Regions from separate parts of the Homo sapiens genome. Here region 1 is linked to region 2. Evidence: chromatin loops called from intact Hi-C (ENCODE). Cell type or tissue: prostate gland. All regions are shown on one strand. Links, peaks and the distances in the headings refer to the core of each region. The heading gives the core; the rest is flanking DNA. Region 1 has its middle 28 kb from the start of LINC01659. Region 2 holds the start of SLC2A11 (solute carrier family 2 member 11).

The links. Hi-C counts contacts between places; a loop is a spot of excess contacts. Peaks named below come from ENCODE experiments on the same cell type or tissue, not always from the same donor. Only the 100,000 strongest peaks of a DNase experiment are listed, where the experiment ranks them.
Region 1: a loop joins it to region 2, with 5 times the contacts of the local background. A loop is called at or near these places in 5 of 110 quality-filtered maps.

What each region holds. Positions count from the first base shown.
Region 1 is chr22:23,400,797-23,411,295 of GRCh38, forward strand. It overlaps the pseudogene ZDHHC8BP. Among named protein-coding and RNA genes, the nearest start is that of LINC01659, 28 kb to the right of the region's middle. In prostate gland, for the core only: a CTCF peak has its summit at 2,080 (motif pointing left); DNase peaks (open chromatin) are centred at 1,895 and 4,063; H3K4me3 peaks cover 1,311 bases; H3K27ac peaks cover 1,710 bases.
Region 2 is chr22:23,846,957-23,858,156 of GRCh38, forward strand. SLC2A11 (solute carrier family 2 member 11) reads left to right here and starts at 10,919. Exons shown (of 12, transcript NM_001024939.4): 1 at 10,919-11,073. The coding sequence starts at 11,044. RefSeq lists enhancers at 822-1,579, 1,580-2,335, 2,336-3,091. In prostate gland, for the core only: a CTCF peak has its summit at 2,757 (motif pointing left); a DNase peak (open chromatin) is centred at 2,755.

The DNA.
Region 1 (10,499 bases), core at 547-4,546, 450 kb before region 2:
TGCAGACACCCAGGGCTCAGCCTTTTGAGCTACGCAGTCCCAGGGGCCTACCACTCAGGGCAACCACAGGGAGGAGGGGCCTCGTCTAGCCTCTTTGATGGGCACGTGGGCATGGGCTTGGGCTTGGGCTAGGGACAAGAGCCTCAGGAACCACAAAGCCAGAAGGCGATCAGGGCCAATGTAGGCTCAATGCACTTGGCCAACCAGACCCAATCCCCCACTGGACCCAGGAGTCCCAGGAAGATGACATACCCGGAGCCCTCATCTCCAAGCAGGGCTACCGCCTCCTGAGAGGCATGGCCCCTGCATGCCTGCAGACTCAGACCCTTGACAAGGAGCCTAGACTCACTGCTCCACCATGTGACTCTCTCCAGGAAGGACATCAATCCTGAGGGGAGAGGTCCCCAGGGATGGGGCTGGTCTGGGTGCACGGGCCCAGCCACAGGCCTGCCTCTCCGGGTGGCCCAGAAGGAGGGACGGCGCCCTGGGGCTGTTCAGCATTCCTGATCACTGCAAAGACCGCCCTGCGCTGCTCACCATTCCAGTGACCACAGAGCACTCATGCAACTCAGGGAAGAAAAATGTGCTTTCTCCAGCAGGTCTCAAATTCTTCCAAAGTCTTCCCATAGGCCTTACAGAGTGACTAATGGTGGAATTCCACGCATCCTGGTACCCAGTGCTCCTGGAGCCAGCCGCCCACCTGGCCTAGGACAACGCTGGCCAAGGGACAGATGCCAAGCCTGGACGTCCCGTGCCAGCCCCTTCCAGGACACCCTGCTCCTCTCCGTGGGTCCCAGCTCTGGGTGCACACAGGCAGGGTCCTACCAGTCACACAAGGCCCTTGGTGACCCAGGCAGAGCCCTGAGGGGTGTGGCCTCAGGGGATGTGGCCTCTGCTGGAGAGGCAGGGCTCAGGGGGGGCCCTTCACGGGGTGAAAGCTGTGGGGAGAGCTCCTGGAGGCAGGCCTGGGGGGACAGGGCTTGGGCGTGCAGGGGGCAGGGGGCAAGGCGGGGGAGGAGTGGGGGGCAGGCCACGCCTCTTTACCTGCTCGCCTCATCCACAGAAGGTGCCTTAGGACCCGTGAGCCGGCCTAAACTTGTACATGGCAGGCGTCGGGGGGTGGCGGAGGCTGGTCCTCTGCACCGACAGGGCACTCTCTGGGGATGTAGACCACTGTCAGACTGAGGTCAGATGGGGGTCAACCCATGTCCCTCCCCAGGTGTGGCTGCCCCGACCTCACCAACACTGCCTGGGCGTGGGGTCTGCAGGTCACTGCTGAACGTGCCAGCCTCCATCTTGGGGGGGCAGCGCCGGCCCCAAGTCCAGCGGCTTATCTAGCGGGTCCAGGCTGCCCTTGGACTGGGAGGGGGCGGGGTCAGTGGTGTGTGGGGCTTGGATGATGGGCAAGGCTTCGCTAGGGATTCGACCTGGAAGCTAGTCCTCTCCCCAGAATCTGTCTACGGCTCCACCTACCCCATCCACCTCTTTTAGGCCCCCCCTAACTTGCCTGTTTCCCCATCCAAGGGCCTGACTGCCAGCTTAGGCCCGCACCGCAGACACTCACCTCCAGCAGACGCCCTCTTCATCGCAGGGGTGGGGCGGGGCGCGTCGAGGACCGAAAGTCGCTTTGGGGCCGGCGCCCGTCTCCCCGCAGCCAGGTCCACATCCAGGCGCCGCCGCTCCGGCCGGGCCTGGCCGCGGGACAACGCTAGGCGTGCAGGGCGAGGGCGGCGCGGGCCTCCGGGAGGATGAATGTCTTATGGAATCAGGTGGTTTGACACTCGAGGAATCCGCCCAGTTCCCCTGGGCCGGCCAGGGCGGGCCGGGGGCGGACCCGGGCTGGGCCTCGCGGTGGGCGGGGCGCTCACCTGGGCGCCGGCGCGGGCGCGGGCCCGGGCTGGGGCTGGGGAGCACGGGCCGGCGGGAGCGCGGGCGCGAGGGGGGCGGAGGGGGGTTCTTGGGCGGCGCAGCGGGCCGGGGCGCGCTGCAGGCCAGGCAGCAGGAGGCGCTCAGCCAGCGCAGTGCACCCGCGCCGCGCGGGCCCAGACAAAGGTGGTGTATTCCTAAAGAGGCGGCGGCCCCTGCAGGAGGCCGAGGGGATGGCGGCCCGGGCCGCAGTGGGCCAGGCCCCAGGCCTGAGAGTGTGGCGGCCTAAGCTGGCCCGCTCCCCAAGCGGGCAAGGGCTTTGTCCGGAGGCCTGGGCATGGCCTCTGCCTACCCACTCCCTTCCTGGCCTCACGAAACCCATGAACCCCTCCCCGCCGGCCCCCTGCACAGAAGCCCTTGCTGGAGCACGGTCGCCCCCATTTTTCAGTAAGAAACAGGCTCTGCACTGTTTCTTAGGCTTAAGAGAGTTCTGGGGGCCCTCCTGGGCCTTTGTGGCCCTCTCTGCACCACCCTAGGGACGGGATCCAGGCCTGATGTTACCCGTAACCCTTCAGGGGTCTCCCACCTCTTCCCGCCTGCGGAATGGGGACTCCAAACCCAGAAGACGCTCTCGGAGGCCACCTCCTTAGTATCCCCCACTCTACCAAGCCAGCTCTCATGGGGCAGGGGGGAGGGGGGACGGGCATGGGGCCAAAGAACCCAGTGACACCCCTGCACACAGGGGTGCAGGTGTCCCTTCTCTGCTTTCTGCTCGGGGCACCCACCGGGCCTCACTGATGTGCTCCTAAGTGTATCCCGGGGTCTTGAGACAACTGCCAGGCTGCCCCTGCACCTGGAGAAGTGCTGGGAGTCAGCTCAGCCGGGCTGGGTCCTCCCCAGGCCCACCCTGCATGAGAGGACCATGCAGATGAGGGTCTTGCAGGCCCACCTGGTGTCAGTCTGTAGGACCCTGACTCAGGGATGGAGTGGGCCAGCCTGAGGCCTTGATGGCCCTCCTTAGAGCCCAGGTCCACTGACATGAAGCAGAGAGACCTGGTGACTGGGCAGCCCTGTGCTCTCTGCCTGCCCCTGGCCATGGAGGTGGCCCTGAGGGACATGAGCAGGGTGCAAGGCTGGTGGCCTGCCTGCTTTGTCCAGAGGAAGTGAGGACCTACCAGAGCCCTGGTGCTCCCATCTCAGCCCAGTGGCAGGCAGTTTCGCGGGACGGAGACATACTGGATGGGCCGGGCCCTCTGCCTGGTGTGGAGGCTGCACTGTCCACACACCTCTGGTTGCCACTCTGTAGCCCTCATCACCTTGGCCTGCTTTATCCCTATCACCCTTGTCCCAGCCTAGGCTTACCAGGGCATTGTGGAGTGCATGCCATTCCCAGTCGCACAGAAGGTGAGGTGGGGCCCAGACACCCCCCAGCCACTCTGCCCCCTGGCCTCCTGAAGGGGTGGGCTGTGCACACACTGCCACCTCCCCAGGGGGTACTGGCTGCCAAGTGCCACCATCTCAGCCCTTGCGGTGGCTCAACGGGTCCTCCCAGAGCCACATCAAGACGTCGTCATCCATTGCACAGATGGAGAACCTCAGGCGAAGCTCACATAGCCAGTGGGAGGCTGAGGCCTGACCCCCAAACAAGCATTCTTCCTCCAGGGTCCCTGCACACAGCAGCCTTCAGACTAGGAACTGAGCTCTTGCCACAGGGATGTATCAGACCCTAGATGAGTCATGTGGCACTGGCCATCAGTCTGAGGACAGCACTGGGGTGGACCAGGCTCCAGTCTTGGGCTGCTCTGTGCTTGCAGAGAGGCCTTGAGACACTTCTGTGCTTACTGTGCAGGCGTCACTTCCATTATCAGTGACCCAGAGCGGCCCACTACAGCTGAAGATTGTGACCCCACCCCCTCTCTCATAGGTTTAATGCCCCTCCCACCCCTCCTGGAGCAGCCGAAGTGACCATTCTGGGGCATGGGATGGGCATGGGAGGAAATGGGGAGCCAGGGCTGCCCTGGAGACTTCTGGTATCAGAACCCTCTCCAGCCACCAAGCCCAGCTGTCCCCAGTTGCTCTGGGTTGGGGCCTGGGCCTCCACTTCCCCACAGGTCTGTGCAGTGGGAGCAAGGCAGAGGCCCGCAGAGGGACAGGCTGGTTTCCTGTGTCTGCCAGCTTGGTCAGCACCTTGGCCAGCGCCCTCCCCGCTGGAAGCTGGGCCCACTCCTCGGTACTGGCTGGCTGATTAGGTGTGGGCCAGCGCTGACAGGGAGTTATGGGGGTGCAGAGGCAGGACAGGCCATCTGTGCCCAGCTGATCTGAGTGCCCAGGTTTTCTGGACACGTGACCCTGGGGATCAGGAATGAGCTGGAGACTGGAGACAGCTGTGCCCTCAGGGCTGGACAGACCTGTCACACCCTGCCTGGGCTAGGTCAGCAGGGCCACACAGGCATCTGCCTCAGTTGCTCCCCACCTCACACCCACCCTGTAGGGCACATCCTCTGCCAGTTTGCTCAGCCCACCAACCCCCTCCAATGAGGCCAGAGGCTGCCTCACCTCCAATACCCACCCCCAACCTGGGGCTCGGCTGAGCAGGGGTCAAGAAGGGCGAGCACGCATTTCGAACTTGCCCTGGTTTTGAGCTGAGGGAAGCAGAGGATGCAGGAGTTGCCCACTCCAGAGGCCCTGGGTGTGCGTGAGGAGCCCTGAGGCTGGGCTGAGCCGCTTGTGGGAGACACTGTGCCCCCTCCATCTGAGATCGGGGCCTGGGTGCCCGGGACACTACAGACCTTTTGGGGAACCTGGGAGTCGGGAAGTCTAGAGATGGGACCCACAGGCTGGAGTCTGGGCTTTCATCCACACTCCCCCCGCCCGACACTCCCCCAGCCACCGCCTGCACATCAGGGGAGACAACATGCCCCCACGCCCACCTCTGTCCCCAGCAGGGCTGTTCCTCCCCTCATCTGCTCGGATCAGTGTTTTCTTTAACTGAGCCCCATGGTGGCGAAGGGAGAGCTCCAGCGGACCAGGCAGCAGAGAGGGGAGGGGAGAAGCCCTCAAACAGGCCATGCGCTCTCCACAGAGCCGCATACAGCAGGAGGGGGCTGGGCAGCCGGCTCAGAGCCCATTCTCTCCTGGGTACTCTTCTGGAATGGCCCCCGGCCCCACTCTGTTCCAAACATGGGACCGTCCAGCCTGGGCAACAAGAGTGAAACTCCATCTCAAAAAAAAAAAAAAAAAGTAGGAATTAACTAAGGAGGTGAAAGACTTGTACAATGAAAAGTACAAAACATTAGTGAGAAAAATTAGACATAAATAAATGGAAACATATTCCATGCTCATGGATTGGAAGACTTTATATTGTTAAGATATCAATAATACCCAAAACAATCTATAAATGTAATGCAATCTCTACCAAAATACCATTACTTTTTTGCAGAAATAGAAAAACCTATCCTAAATTCATATGAAATATCAAAGGGCCCCGAATAGCTAAAGCAATCTTGAAAAAGAAGAACAGAGCTGGATAAGTCACATTTTCTGATTTCAAAACTTACTACAAAGCTACAGTAATCTAAACAGTGTGGTACTGACATAAAGATAGACATACAGACTGATAGAATAGAGAGCCCAGATGTATAGTCAAATGATTTCTGATGAGGGTGCCAAGACCATTTAATGGTGAAAGAACAATCTTTTCGACAACTGGTGCTGGGAAAACTGAACATCCACACACAAAAGAATGAAGCTGGATCTTTACCTAATAGCATATATAAAAATTAACTCAAAATGGAACAAAGACATAAATGTAAGACTAAAACAATAAAACTCCTAGAGGAAAACATAGAGGAAAAGCTTCATGACACTGGATTTGGCAATGATTTCTTGCATATGACACCAAAAGCACTAATAGCAAAATAAAAAGACAAATTAGACTTCATGAAAATTAAATTTTTATGTGCATCAAAATACACTATCAACAGAGTAAAAAGACCACACACAGAATGGAAGAAAATATTTTAAAATCATATACCTGATAAAGGATTAATAAACAGGATATATAGAGAACTACTAAAACTCAACAACAAAAAAACCACCAACCCAATTTAAAAAATGAGCAAAGCAGCCAGGCACTGTGGCTCACATCTATAATCCCAGTACTTTGGGAGGCCGAGGAGGGTGGGTCACTTGAGGTCAGGAGTTCAAGACCAGCCTGGCCACCATGGCAAAACCCCGTCTCTACAAAAAACACAAAAATTAGCATGGCATGGTGGTGCATGACTGTAGTCCCAGCTACTCGGAAGGCTGAGGCACGAGAATCACTTGAACCCAGGAGGCGGAGGCTGAAGTGAGCCGAGATCACAGCACTGCCCTCCAGCCTGGGTGACACAGTGAGACTCTGTCCACCCCCTCCAAAAAAAAAAAAAAAAAGAGCAAAGGACTTAACTAGACATTTTTCTAAAGGTATACAAATGGCCAGCAAGCACTTGAAAGGATGCTCAACATCATGAATCATTAGGGAAATGCAAAGCAAAACTGCAATGAGACACCACCCCACACCCATTAGGATGAATACCATTAAAAAAAAACAACAGAAATTACAAGCGTTGGTGAGGATGTGGAGAAGTCAGAACCCTTCTTCATTGTTGGTGGGGCTGTATGATGGTACAGCAGCTGTGGAAAACAGTATGATGGTTCCTCACAATATTAAAAATTGAATTGCTGTATGCTTCAGCAACTCCACTTCTGGGTATATACCTGTGAACCCAAAATATCTGAGACAGGTCTCAGTTTATTAATAGAAAGTTCATTTTGCCAAGTTTAAGGACACACCTGTGACACAGCTTCAGGTGGTCCTGATGACATGTGCCCAAGGTGGTTGGGGCTCAGCTCGCTTTTATACATTTTAGGGAGACATGAGACATCAATCAATATGTGTAAGATGTACATTGGTTCAGTCTGGAAAGGTGGAACAACTTGAAGAGGCAGGGTCTTCCAGGTCATAGGTAGATAAGAGACAAACGGTTGTATTCTTCTGAGTCTTTTATCAACCTTTTACTGAATACACAATTTGGTCTGGCTCAGTGAATTTGCATTTTTGCATAAACAATAGGCAGAGAGAGGAAGCAATCCAATATGCATCTGTCTCAGGTGAGCAGAGGGATGACTTTCTGTCCTACATATTTGAAGATCATCTATCAGTTTATATTGCCAGGGTGAAATTCAACAGAACTGTTTTAGGGTAAAGATCTTGAGGCCCACGAGGAATTCCCTTGTAGGCAAATTGTGAGGGAGGTATGTAGCTGTTTTGTTTTGTTTGAGATGGAGTTTCACTCTTTTTGCCCAGGTTGGAGTGCAATGGCGCGATCTCAGCTCACTGCAACCTCCGCCTCCCAGGTTCAAGTGATTCTCCTGCCTCAGTCTCCCGAGTAGCTGGAATGACAGGTGCATGCCATCATGCCCGGCTAATTTTGTATTTTTAGTAGAGACGAGGTTTCATCATGTTAGCCACGCTGGTCTTGAACTCCTGACCTCAGGCGATCTGCCCACCCCAGCCTCCCAAAGTGCTGGGATTATAGGCGTGAGCCACCACGCCCAGCCGCTGTTTTTAATCTTTGTAGCTATCTTATTTAGGAATAAAATGGGAGGCAGGTTTGCCTGACATAGTTCCCAGCTTGACTTTTCCTTTGGCTTAGTGATTTTTGGGTCCTTAGATTTATTTTCCTTTCACATACCCAAAAGAATTGAAAGCAGGTTCTCAAAGAGATATCTGTACATCCATCTTCATAGCAGCATTACTCACAATAGCTAAAATATGGAAACAAGCCAAGTGTTCATCCACAGATGAAAGGATACACAAAATGTGGTCTATGTATACAATGGACTGTTATTCAGCCTTAGAAAGGCAGGAAATTCTAACACATGCTGCTACATGGACGAACCTTAAGGACATTATGCTGAGTGAAAGCCACAGTATGATTCCACTCAAATGAGATACGCTGAGGAGTCTCAATCATTGACAGAAAGTAGAATGGTGGTTGCCAGGGCCTGGGGTGAGATGGGAATGGGGAATACTGTTCAGTAGGCACAAAGTTTCTGTTTCACAAGATGAAAAGGATTCCAGAGCTAGACAGCGGTGATGGCTGAGGTAGAAGGATCACTTGAGTCTGAGAGGTTGAGGCTGCAATGAGCTATGATCAAGCTACAGCACTACAGCCTGGGTGACAGAGCAAAATTCTGCCAAAAAAAAAAAAAAACCTTAACATCACTTGGCCAACCTTATTCAAGAGCCCAGTGTGTCTGGGCCCCTTCAGAGTTAAATTTCCGTGAAGTCAACATACAGCACCTTTCACCGTGGTCACTGGAGGTTCCCTCTTCATTTCTCCTACACTCTTTGCTCTCCCACCAGATCGTCCCAGAACTCCTCTCTCTCTCGCCACTGATGAACTGTTGTGGGAAAAACCTAATGGCCACTTTCCACTGCCCATCTTCCTGGACATCCTGGCAGCAGTCCGGGTGAGGGGCTCACCTGCGATTCTGAGGACCCTCTCCTCTCTGGATCCTGACATCAGAACGTGCTCCTCCCTCTCTGGATGCTCCTCCCCAGCAGCTTTTGCCAGCAGAGACTCCTCTGCCTCAGTTTACAATCTCCAGTGCAACACAGTTCAGTTATGGCCTTATTATTCTATCTCTACACTTAAAAACATAACCTCTGGGTGATGCAATCCATTTCCAAGGCATTAATTATTATCTCCATGCTTATAAGCCCAAGGTTTTATCTTCATTCAGAATTACATAGATATAGAATTGCTCTGTTGATTTTCTGGCTTGGTTGTTTCACAGACATTACATATTAAAAACAATCCAACCCCCAAATCTTCTTCTTCTTCTATTTGGCTGTGACCCAGACTGTCAATAAATTGCACCAGTGTTTTTTTTTAAATTCCTTTAGAGACAGGGTCTCCCTCTGTCACCCAGGCTGGAGTACAGTGGCATGATCATAGCTCACTGCAGCTTCAACCTCCTGGGCTCAAGCAATCCTCCCAGCTTGGCCTCCCAAAGTGCTGGGATTACAGGCATGAGCCACTGCCCCCGGCCTGTGCCCGTGTATGTTAATTTGTGTATTAGTCTAGGACTCTGGGAAAGTTTCCTCATCCTGTATGTCCCTATGTCCTAAACAACCTGTGGCCCAGTCCTGTTCATTCCTCCTCTAATATGGATCTCCAAACGCTCCTCTTTATTTCCACACCCACTCCCAGCCCTTAACCTCTTGGCCCTTGAAAGGCCTCTGAGGAGCTGTTCTTAGGTTTTGGCTTTGAGGAACAAGCCTGCTAAGGTCACTCGTGTCCAGAATTTTGTGTGAACATAAGTGTTGTCGGGTGAGGTCCTCCAGACATCCTTGAGTTGGACGACTCCCTAAAAGGACTCGAAGAACTTCATGAAGCCCAACTCCCTGAAGGACACCACCTGGCCCAGGGCCCCACCATAGATCAGGCCGTCAGCATAAACTGCCCACAGCCCCAGCTACGAAAAGACACTCTTATCAGGCGAGTATTTCAGTGGTTTCTGGGCTTCCTCCCTGGAGCCAGGCAAGGCCAGACATTCTCTTGGAATGAGCAGGTTCTGAGCATCCCAGACCAACTGCATTAATTCTCTGCCACACCGTACATGTTTATTTCTCTGGGGCAAATGCCCAGGGACTGAGTTGCCAGGTTGTTCCGTAGTGGCATGTTTTGCTGTTGGTGGTGGTATTTGCTGTATTGGGAGGGGGAATTGCCACACTCTTTTCCAGGGTGGCTGTACCACGTTACATTTACCCAGCAATGTGTGAGTTGCCCAGTTTCTCCCCATCCTCACCAGCTTGTGGTGCTGTTTCTACACTGTATTTAAGGCATGTTGATGGATGTGTCATGCTGCCTCACCATGATCTTCATGTGTATTAGTCTGCTTCGGCTGCCGTAACAAAATACCACAGGCTGGGCGACTTCAGCACCTTAAACCGTTTTCTCACCATTCTACAGGTTGGAAGTCCCAGATCAAGGTGTGGCAGCATCAGTTCCTGGCAAGGGCCCTTCCTGGTTTATAGATGGCCCCTGTCACTCTGTCCTCATGTGGACTTTCCTTGGTGTGTGTAGGTGGAGAGAATGGGAGCCAACTCCCTGGGGTCTCCTCTAACAAGGACACAAATCCTGTCTTATCAGGATCCCAATTTATGACCTCATTCAACCTTATTTCTTACTCCAAATTCAGCCACACGGGGTTAGGGCTTCTACGCATGAATCTGGGGGATATATACATTCGGTTCATAACAATACCTTGCCAGGAAATGGCGAACATCTTTTCATGTGCTTACTTGACATCTGTATATACTCTTGGTGAAATGCCTATTAGTGTCTTTTGTCTATTTTGTATTTGGGTTTTCAAAAAATGCTGTTGCATTTTGAGAGTTCTTGGCACATTCTGGATACTAGCACTTGGTTGGACCTGAAATTTGCAAATGCAAGCAGACTTCATCTTATTATGCTTTGCTTTATTGTACTTTGCTGTACAAATTGAAGGTCGTGGCAATCCTGCATCAAGGAAACCTACAGGAGCCATCATCCCAACAGCATGTGCTCACTTTGGGTCTCTGT
Region 2 (11,200 bases), core at 1,050-5,049:
CACTCCATCTCTACGAAAACAAAACTAATCTTTAGGGACTGGGGCCACCACTCTGGAAGGCCTTGCCCAGGACTAGTGACTCAGAGCCATGGGTCTGGTGGAAGGAGAGGTTCAGAAAGGCCTGGGTTCAGCCAGGTGCGGTGGCTCACGCCTGTAATCCCAGCACTTTGGGAGGCTGAGGCTGACAGATCACCTGAGGTCGGGAGTTCTAGAGCAACCTGACTAACATGGAGAAACCCGTCTCTACTAAAAATACAAAATTAGCTGGGCATGGTGGTGCATGCCTGTAGTTCCAACTCTTTGGGGGGCTGAGGCAGGAGAATCGCTTGAACACGGGAGGCGGAGGTTGCGGTGAGCTGAGATCGTGCCACTGGACTCCAGCCTGGACAACAAGAGCGAAACTCCGTCTCAAAAAAAAAAAAAGAAAGAAAGGCCTTGGTTCACCCCACCTCCACTGGCTTGCATCCACTGATAGCCCCACCAAGCAGCCAGGCCCTGCTCCCATGAGTGAGGGGCATGCTCCCCGTGCCAGGTGATTGTCCAGCCGCTGGGATGGGAGGCTCCTAACGGTGGGCTGAGATGACAACCCAGGTGACCCATCCTTTCACAGTGACACCACCAGGGCCCCTGCCTCCACGTCCTCCTCCAAACACTCACCCAGCCCTCCAATGCCCTTCACTTTCATGAGACTGGGGGGCCTCTTTAAGAAAATGAATGCAAAACAGCCGGGCGCGGTGGCTCATGCCTGTAATCCCAACACTTTGGGAGGCCGAGGTGGGCGGATCACCTGAGGTCAGTAGTTCAAGACCAGCCTGGCCAACACGGCGAAACCCTATCTGTACTAAAAATACAAAAATTACGAAAATTAGTGGGGTGTGGTGGCAGGCTCCTGTAATAATCCCAGCTACTCGGGAGGCTGAGGCGGGAGAATTGCTTGAACACAGGTGGCGGAGGTTGCAGTGAGCTGAGATCGTGCCATTGCACTCCAGCCTGGGCAACAAGAGTGAAACTCTGTCTCAAAAAAAAAAAAAAATGCAAAACAAATGCAAGATTAGGTCGCAAAGTGAGTATTTGAAATGCAAACAAATGACCAATTTGGTTGCCCCGTTGGAGAGAAGAGAAAACCGAGGCTGCGGCACGGGGAGGGCTTCCTTGGTGAGGGCAGACGCAGGAAGGCACACCTGTCCCACTGCTTGCGCATCCCAAACCTGCAGAAGGTGGTCCAGCCACAGCGGACTGGCTGCTGTGGCATCTCCCCACCCCCTTCCAAGAGGCCCTGCTTAGAGGCCCCCTCCGCCCCAAGGAATGCAGGCATCAGTGCTTCAGACTCTGGCCTAACCACCGTCCCCACCTCCCAGGCCCCCACCCTTTCCCTCCAGATGTGGGCACAGCTGTATTTTTAGAACAGCCGACCACGAGGACATTCTTTCCTTCTAATTAAGATGGCTTCAAATCTCTCATCTGCAATCAGCCCCATTGTTCAGTCCTCAAACATCAAAGGGTGGCCAGGAGGGGCCGCCTCAGCTGGTTGTGGGGTTGGGGCTTGTTTTCTTTCTTTCTTTGTCTTTGAGCCATTACGCTGGAAATGAGACCCAGAACCGGAGTGGATGCCAGCTCTGAGGAGGAAGAAGCAGGCCTTTGGGTAGTTTGCAGGACCTGCCTGTCTGCACCCCTGCACCCTGTCGCCAACCTTGAGTGAGGTTGTCCAGCTAGGCTGCAGCCCCCCAGTGCACCCATCTGAGGTTAGGGTCTGTCTGGGACAACTGCGGGATCAAAAAAGGCCCTGTGTTGGCTGGGCGCGGTGGCTCTCGCGTGTAATCGCAGTGCTTTGGGAGGCCAAGGTGGGCAGATAACCTGAGGTCAGGAGTTCGAGACTAGCCTGGCCAACATGGTGAAACCTCGTCTCTACTAAAAATACAAAAATTAGCCGGGCATGTTGGCTCACGCCTGTAATCCCAGCAAGTCGGGAGGCTGAGGCAGGAGAATCGCTTGAACCCCGGGGGCAGAGGCTTCAGTGATCATCAGGCCTCCTGACCTCCTCCCTCTCCCCCGCAGGAGGCCCCTGGTGTAGGACAGAGATGCCCACCCACGTGGGGGCAATAGGAAAGGCTGCAGGGAGGAATGGCCTCTGGGTAGCCTTGAACCGTGTTACAGTCCTCCGTGCTACAGCGCTCTCAAGCCCACTGACAGATGAGGAAACCGAGGCTCAGAGAGGCCAACAGGCTGGCCTAGAGCTGCTCAGCCCACTAGCAGTGAGGTGCTCAGGAACGCTAGGTCCCCGCAGTCAGCCGTGCCCTGCACCCCTCACTCATCCCCAGGGATGGACCGGGCCTGCTGCTGCCTGAGCCTTGGCTCCAGGTAGGAGGCACCTGTCCCACCCCGCATGGAGCAGAGAGGAGAGCCACGCAGGCGGGCCGAGGCCGGATGGGACTGGCGTCAGGCTTCTCAGCTCCCCAGGGTCCTGGCCCACCCGGCCCCGCGCGGCTGGATGTGAGGACAGGGCAAGTGAAATCGCACCGGGGCGGGTGGCGCAGGGCAGGAGGCTGCAACTCGGTACAACGGCCAGGACTGGAGCGCCCAAGAGCTGAGGGGCAGGGAGGGCAAGGCAGAAAGGGGAGCCTCCCCAGATGAAGTGCCCCCTACCCAGCGGCGCCTGGGCGCAGGCCTCCTTTGTGTCACCGCCACCACTGAACCTTCGCGAGTCGGCGGCAATCGCTGGTGCTGGGTTCCGCAGAGCCCGGGCTCTGTCGCCCCCTCGCGGCCGGAGCCGGTCTGGGCGGCGTCGGGGAAATCCCGAAAAGCCTGCGGGGAAGAAGCTGAACGGGGGCGGGACCCGGGCGCGGTGAGCCCATTCATTCCCCGAGGGCTGGGAAAGTCTCCACCAGGAGACGGAATCCCTGGGATGTCCCCAACGCTGGGCCCTGCCTCCCTAGGCCCAGGTAACAGGCATTTTCTAAGACAGTTCAGGGACACGGAGGCACCCCGCTGGAAGAGCCGGTGGGCTCCCGGGTGGGGTACGGGCCGGGTGGGAGTCAGTATCACCAGCGGGCTTCGCTGGATTGATTGTTTTTATTTATTTATTTTTAAATATTTATTTATTTATTTTTGAGACGGAGTTTCGCTCTGTCGCTCACGCTGGAGTTCAGTGGCACGATCTTGGCTCACTGCAACCTCTGCCTCCCCGGCTCAAGCAAGCCTCCTGCCTCAGCCTCCCCAGTAGCTAAGATTACAGGCGCCCACCACACACCCGGCTAATCTTTGTATTTTTGGTAGAGATGAGGTTTCACCAGGCAGACCTCAGTTGATCCGCCTGCCTCAGCCTTCCGCAGTGCTGCGATAACAGGCAGGAGCCACCGCGCCCGGCCTGTATTGATTGTTTTTAGTTTGAGCTGCGCTCCTCCCTTGGCAATGTGAGGAAGACCAGCTCTGCCAGCCGGGCTGTAGGGCTGGTGCGGGCACCGGCTTGGCCTCACAGAGCCTCAGGGACTCCCCTCGTAAATGAGGCTGACATCCACATATGGGTGGTTGCACCTAGCACTGCACAGGACGGATGTGAGCACCAGGCTGCTACAAATACAGATATGACTTTCACATGCCCAAGGTTAAACTCCCAGTCAATGTTTGCTGAGGCGAAACCTAGAGCTTCCTGGCCAAAGGATAATAATTAATGTCTGGGGAGCCCACACATGGGGACCTGTCTCCAACGAGATGGGGGTGGCTTTAGGGCATCCAAGAGGCATTTCAAGGAGAATCAAGGGGCAGCCAGGTATTGTTAATGGTGGCCAGGTCAGGATCCAGTCTGGCAGGGTCTTGGATTCAAGGTTAAACCCAGTTCTAAATTTGGGACTTATCCCCAGGCTCGCCCCCAGGCTTTTACTATGTAGACATATATATTCCTACACACATTAGGTACGGTTTTGTATATTTCCAAACAATATACAGGCATAATAGTGTAGGCATCTTTCTGCAACTTTGTTCATGCAGCGTTGTGATTCACACATGTTGATACCGTTCCTCTAGTCTAGTCCACTGATTTTCACTGATGCATGGTATTCTATGGTATTCTACAGCTTATATCTCCTTTTTTTGCATGATTGACATTTGGATAGTTTCCAATTTTCCTATGGTACAAAAGATGCTGCATTTGTGAACAGTTCCTGAGCATGGGATTAAGAGTTTCTCCAAGGTAAACCCAGGAGTGGAATTGCTGGGTGGGAGAGGTATGTGAACTTCAACTTCCTTCATCTGCCCAAATTGCTCTCCAGAGTCATTGCACTGATTTACATTTTTCCTTCCTTCCTTCCTTCATTCCTTCCTTCCTTTTTTTGAGATAGGGTCTTAGTCTGTCACTCAGGCTGGAGTGCAGTGGTGTGAACATGGCTCACTGCAGCCTTGACCTCCTGGGCTCAAGCTTTTTTTCCCACCTCAACCTCCTAAGTAACTGGGACCACAGCTGTGTGGTGTGCCACTGTGCCCAGCTAATTAAAAAAAATAAATTATAGAGACAGGGTCTCACCACATTGCCTAGGCTGGTTTGAAACTTCAGCCTCAAATGATCCTCCTATTTTGGCCTCCTAAAGTGGTGGGATTACAGGCATGAGCCACCACACCTAGTTCCAACTGATATTTTCATCAATAGTACGTGGGTGTTCCAGCTGATCAACACCACCACTTGGTATTGCCAGAATTAAGCTGTTAGTCTGTTGAGTGGGAACCAATATGCTGATGTGGATTTAATTTGCATTTCCTGATTACTAATGTAGCTATCTTTTAATTAGGTTTTTTGGTCATTTCAGTTTCCTCTTCTGTAAATTCCTTGTTCATATCTTTTTTTTTTTTGAGACGGAGTTTCACTCTGTCGCCCAGGTTGGAGTGTAGTGGCACGATCTCGGCTCACTGCAAGTTCTGCCTCCTGGGCTCAAGTGATCCTCATGCCTCAGCCTCCTGAGTAGCTGGGACTACAGGCCAAACCACCATGCCAAGCTAATTTTTTGTATTTTTTGGTAGAGATGGGGTTTAATTTTTTGTATTTTTGGTAGAGACGGGGTTTTACCATGTTTCCCAGGCTGGTCTCGAACTCCTGAGATCAAGCGATCTGCCCCGCCTTGGCCTCCCAAGTGCTGAGATTATAGGCATGAGCCACCGTGTCAAGCCTGTTTGCCCATTTTCTTTTCCTTATTGGTATGTGGGTATTCTATATACATTCTGAATACTAATACTGTGTTGGTCATATGTTGTAGTTACCTTCTTCTACTTGGTAGCTTTAGGTTTCAACTTTTTAAAAAATGCGTATTTTTTTATTTAAAAAATCGAGATGTGGTCTCACTATGTTGTCAGGGCTGGTCTCGAACTCTTGAACTCAAGTGATCCTCCCACTTCGGCCTCCCAAAGTGCTAGGATCGCAGGCTGGAGCCACCACACCTGGCCAGGTTTCACCTTTTCATGGCGTCTTTTGTTTGTTTATTTGAGACAGGGTCTTACTCTGTTGCCCCAGTTGGAGTGCAGTGCTGTGATCACCGATTACTGCAGCCTCAACTTCCCTGGCTCAGGTAATCCTCCCTGAGCCTCAGTCTCCTGGGTAGCTGGGACCACAGGCTCAAGCCATCATGCCCGGCTAATTTTTTGTAATTTTTGTAGAGACGGGGTTTTGCCATGCTGCCCGGGCTGTTCTCAAACTCCTGGGCTCAAGCAATCCACCCACCGTGGCCTCCCAAGGTACTTGGATTACAGGCGTAAACCACTGTGCCTGGCCCATTAATGGTGTCTTTTAACACACAGATTTTTAATTTTAATAAGGTTAAATCCTCATAAGAAATCTGCGTGGTTTATCCTTGTTTAACCCGGGGTTATAAAAGTATTATATATTTCCTTTTTATTTTTATTTTTTGAGATGGAGTTTCACTCTGTCATCTAGGCTGGAGTACAGTGGCGCAATCTTGGCTCACTGCAACCTCTGTCTCCTGGGTTCAGGTGACTCTCCTGCCTCAGCCTCCTGAGTAGCTGGGATTACAGGTGCCCGCCACCACACCCAGCTAATTTTTGTATTTTTAGTAGAGACGGGGTTTCGCCATGTTGGCCAGGCTGGTCTGGAACTCCTGACCTCAGGTGATCCACCTGCCTTGGCCTCCCAAAGTGCTCGGATTACAGGCATTAGCCACCTCGCCCGGCCTTTACATTTTTTTTTATAGAGATGGGGGTCTGCCCATGTTGCCCAGGCTGGTCTTGAACTTATGCGCTCAAGTGATCCTCCTGCCTCAGTCTCCCAAAGTGCTGGGATTACAGGTGGGAGCTACTGCGTCCAGCCTAAAATGTTTGAAGTTAGGTTTTTGCATTAGGTTTGTGTGTACCTGGAATGACTTTTGTATATGAAGTGAGACAGAGGTCCACACTTTTTCCCCATATCATCAACTGTCCTAGCGCCATTTATTAGCCCGTCACTTCCCACTTATTTATTATTATTATTTTTTGAGACGGAGTCTCTCTGTCGCCCAGACGGGAGTGCAGTGGCACGACCTTGGCTCACTGCAAGCTCCGCCTCCCGGGTTCACGCCATTCTCTCGCCTCAGCCTCCCGAGTAGCTGGGACTACAGGAGCGTGCCGCCACGCCCGGCTAATTTTTTGTATTTTTAATAGAGACAGGGTTTCACCGTGTTAGCCAGGATGGTCTCGATCTCCTGACCTCGTGATCTGCCTGCCTCGGCCTCCCAAAGTGCTGGGATTACAGGCGTGAGCCACCGCACCCGGCCACTTCCCACTTATTTCTTAAGGGGGAAAAGGCAATGGTTGTTTTGAAAAAAAATTAACCTGCTCTCCCTCTCCCTCTCCCTCTCCCTCTCCCTCTCCCTCCCCCTCCCCCTCCCTCTCCCTCTCCCTCTCCCTCTCCCTCCACGGTCTCCCTCTGATGCCGAGCCAAGGCTGGACGGTACTGCTGCCATCTCGGCTCACTGCAACCTCCCTGCCTGATTCTCCTGCCTCAGCCTGCCGAGTGCCTGCGATTGCAGGCGCGCACCGCCACGCCTGACTGGTTTTCGTTTTTTTTTTGGTGGAGACGGGGTTTCGCTGTGTTGGCCGGGCTGGTCTCCAGCTCCTAGCCGCGAGTGATCCGCCAGCCTCGGCCTCCCGAGGTGCCGGGATTGCAGATGGAGTCTCGTTCACTCAGTGCTCAATGGTGCCCAGGCTGGAGTGCAGTGGCGTGATCTCGGCTCGCTGCAACCACCTCCCAGCCGCCTGCCTTGGCCTCCCGGAGAGCCGAGATTGCAGCCTCTGCCCGGCCGCCACCCCGTATGGGAAGTGAGGAGCGTCTCTGCTTGGCCACCCATCGTCTGGGATGTGAGGAGCCCCTCTGCCTGGCTGCCCAGTCTGGAAAGTGAGGAGCGTCTCTGCCCGGCCGCCATCCCATCTGGGAAGCGAGGAGCGCCTCTTCCCCGCCGCCATCCCATCTAGGAAGTGAGGAGCGTCTCTGCCCGGCCGCCCATCGTCTGAGATGTGGGGAGCACCTCTGCCCCGCCGCCCTGTCTGGGATGTGAGGAGCGCCTCTGCTGGGCCGCAGCCCTGTCTGGGAGGTGGGGAGCGTCTCTGCCCGGCTGCTCCGTCTGAGAAGTGAGGAAACCCTCTGCCTGGCAACCGCCCCGTCTGAGAAGTGAGGAGCCCCTCCGTCCGGCAACCACCCCGTCTGGGAAGTGAGGAGCGTCTCCGCCCAGCAGCCACCCCGTCCGGGAGGGAGGTGGGGGGGGTCAGCCCCCCGCCCGGCCAGCCGCCCCGTCCTGGAGGTGAGGGGCTCCTCTGCCCGGCCGCCCCTACTGGGAAGTGAGGAGCCCCTCTGCCCGGCCAGACGCCCCGTCCAGGAGGGAGGTGGGGGGGTCAGCCCCCCGCCCGGCCAGCCGCCCAGTCCGGGAGGGAGGTGGGGGGTCAGCCCCCCGCCCGGCCAGCCGCCCCGTCTGGGAGGGAGGTGGGGGGATCAGCCCCCCGCCTGGCCAGCCGCCCCATCCGGGAGGTGAGGGGCGCCTCTGCCCGGCCGCCCCTACTGGGAAGTGAGGAGCCCCTCTGCCCGGCCAGCCGCCCCGCCCGGGAGGGAGGTGGGGGGGTCATCCCCCCACCTGGCCAGCCGCCCCATCCGGGAGGGAGGTGGGGGGGTCAGCCCCCTGCCCGGCCAGCCGCCCCGTCCGGGAGGGGGGAGGGGGGGTCAGCCCCCTGCCCGGCCAGCCGCCCCGTCCGGGAGGGAGGTGGGGGGGGTCAGCCCCCCGCCTGGCCAGCCGCCCCGTCCGGGAGGGAGGTGGGGGGATCAGCCCCCCGCCTGGCCAGTCGCCCCGTCCGGGAGGTGAGGGGCGCCTCTGCCCGGCCGCCCCTACTGGAAAGTGAGGAGCCCCTCTGCCCGGCCAGCCGCCCCGTCCGGGAGGGAGGCGGGGTGGGGGGGGGGGGGTCGGCCAGCCGCCCCGTCCGGGAGGGAGGTGGGGGGGGTCAGCCCCCCTTCCGGCCGGCCGCCCCGTCCGGGAGGTGAGGGGCGCCTCTGCCCGGCCGCCCCTACTGGGAAGTGAGGACCCCTCTGCCCGGCCAGCCGCCCCGTCCGGGAGGGAGGTGGGGGGGACAGCCCCCCGCCCAGCCAGCCGCCCTATCCAGGAGGTGAGGGGCGCCTCTGCCCGGCCGTCCCTACTGGGAAGTGAGGAGCCCCTCTGCCTGGCCAGCCGCCCCGTCCGGGAGGGTGGTGGGGGGGTCAGCCCCCCGCCCGGCCAGCCGCCCCATCCGGGAGGTGAGGGGCGCTTCTGCCCGGCCGCCCCTACTGGGAAGTGAGGAGCCCCTCTGCCCGGCCACGACCCCGTCTGGGAGGTGTGCCCAGCGGCTCATTGGGGATGGGCCATGATGACAATGGCGGTTTTGTGGAATAGAAAGGCGGGAAGGGTGGGGAAAAAATTGAGAAATCGGATGGTTGCCGGGTCTCTGTGGATAGAAGTAGACATGGGAGACTTTTCATTTTGTTCTGTACTAAGAAAAATTCTTCTGCCTTGGGATCCTGTTGATCTGTGACCTTATCCCCAACCCTGTGCTCTCTGAAACATGTGCTGTGTCCACTCAGGGTTAAATGGATTAAGGGCGGTGCAAGATGTGCTTTGTTAAACAGATGCTTGAAGGCAGCATGCTCGTTAAGAGTCATCACCACTCCCTAATCTTAAGTACCCAGGGACACAAACACTGCGGAAGGCCAAGGCCGCAGGGTCCTCTGCCTAGGAAAACCAGAGACCTTTGTTCACTTGTTTATCTGCTGACCTTCCCTCCACTATTGTCCTATGACCCTGCCAAATCCCCCTCTGCGAGAAACACCCAAGAATGATCAATAAAAAAAAAATAAATAAATTAAAAAAAAAAAAGAAAAAAATTAACCTATCAAAATAAAATATCAGCAGTTGAAACTAACAATGTATTAATAACAATAATATTATGACCAAGTTGCGTCTACCCCAAGAATTCAAGAATGGTTTACCATTAGAAAGTTTATTGATGTAACTGATCTCATTAACAGATTAAAGGAGAATACCCATATGATCATCTTAATAGATGCACGAAAAGCATGCAATAAAATACCTATTTATTATAACTGCTAATATTTTGTGTTTTTCCTTAAAAATGCAGTGTTTTTAGGAATTAAAGTTCAGAGCAGCAAAAGTCAAACAAAAACCAAGTCTGAGCAATAGAGCTACTACAGTGCCCATCACAGTGTCTGCTCAGGTGACTTCTTAAGGTCATGTCCAGCTCTATGTTTCTGTGACCACAAATAGCATCTTTGGCAAGTCTAGTTTCAGTTGGTCTTTGTCCAGCTCCTGGATTCCTCCATGCAGGGCCTGAGAAGCCCTGAGGGATAAAAGATTAATCCGGTTCAGTGGACTCTGTGGTTCCTCAACTCCAAGTGCCCCCAGCATAAGTCGGACCTGCCTCTCACGCAATGGATCCCCTGGCGGCAACCCGAGACCGGTTCTCCTACCCGCATTCCGCCAAGTCTCTCGCTCTGCCCAGGACGCACAGATGAGAGCGCTCCGAAGACTGGTGGGTCTATCTTTCGGTCTTTCCTAATTTTCCCGTCCTCTGGGGAAAGGTCGGGGATACCTGAACCAAAGTGTGTGTGTGTGGGGGGGGGGGGGTGTAGGTGGGGCGTGCATAGATGTGCACAACCAAGGGCTTGGCCCTCCGGAGAACGCCCAGGGGCAGTGGCCTCCGAGGTTCTGGCGGCCGGCAGTGGCGACCGGCGCAGGGAATCGCGCAGGGTTGCGGCTGAGGTCAGACCAGCGAGAGACAGAGACCCGCAGACATTTAGTCCAGAGACTGTAGCAAAGGAGGGGGACGAGGGGCCAGAGCCGGAATTTCGGGGGAGGACTTGGGAGCGCGGCGACCAGAGTCGCTTGCTGGCACTTGCGAGGGCGAATGCAGGGGCTTGGCCGAGATGACCTTGGACCAGAGCTCCCTTCCGGCCTGCAGAGATGAGCTTGGGGCTTAGCCGAGTAAGGAGTGAGCGGCTTTTCAGCCTCAGTGCTGCGGCAGAGGCGGATGGAGGATGAACTGGAGCCGTCCTTACGGCCTCGGACGCAGGTGAGCTCCCAGCGGCGGCGACAAACCCCGCGGCGGTGACCCCAAACCCCCCCCCCGCGGCGGCGACTCCCCCCCAACACGCTGGGGCGAACTCCCCAGCACCCCCAGCCCTTCTTAAAAACGCTGAGTCCGCGCATGCGCCTCAGGCGCCCTCCGCGACACTCTAGCGGCTCTGCGCTTCACTGCGCCTGAGCTTGAGTCTCAGGCCTTAGTCCCGGCCATCGTTTAGCGTTGCGCGAACCCTCAGCTGGTGCGGCCGCTCTCAATACCCACTGCGCTTGCGCTACAGCTTCGTCTCGACGGGTTTGCTCCTCTCAAACGCTCACTGCGCGTGCGCTAGCGCCTCTTTCACCACTGGGCGCTGCGCGCTGCCCTTCCCTCCGCGCACAGGCTGCCGGCTCACCGCTTGCTAATGGCAGCCGGGGTCTCCCTGGGACAGCAAGACCTCCGCTCAGGCCCCTCTTTCGAATGCTCCACGCCCTCCTGCGATCTAGAATGGTATGAATTCTCATACTTGCCCAGACCAGGCGTTTCAGATGAGGGATTGCGGACCTGAGTGAACTGCGCAGGTGCAGCCACCTGGGAGGCTTAACTAAGTCGTCAAATGTTCAAAAATATCGTGCTT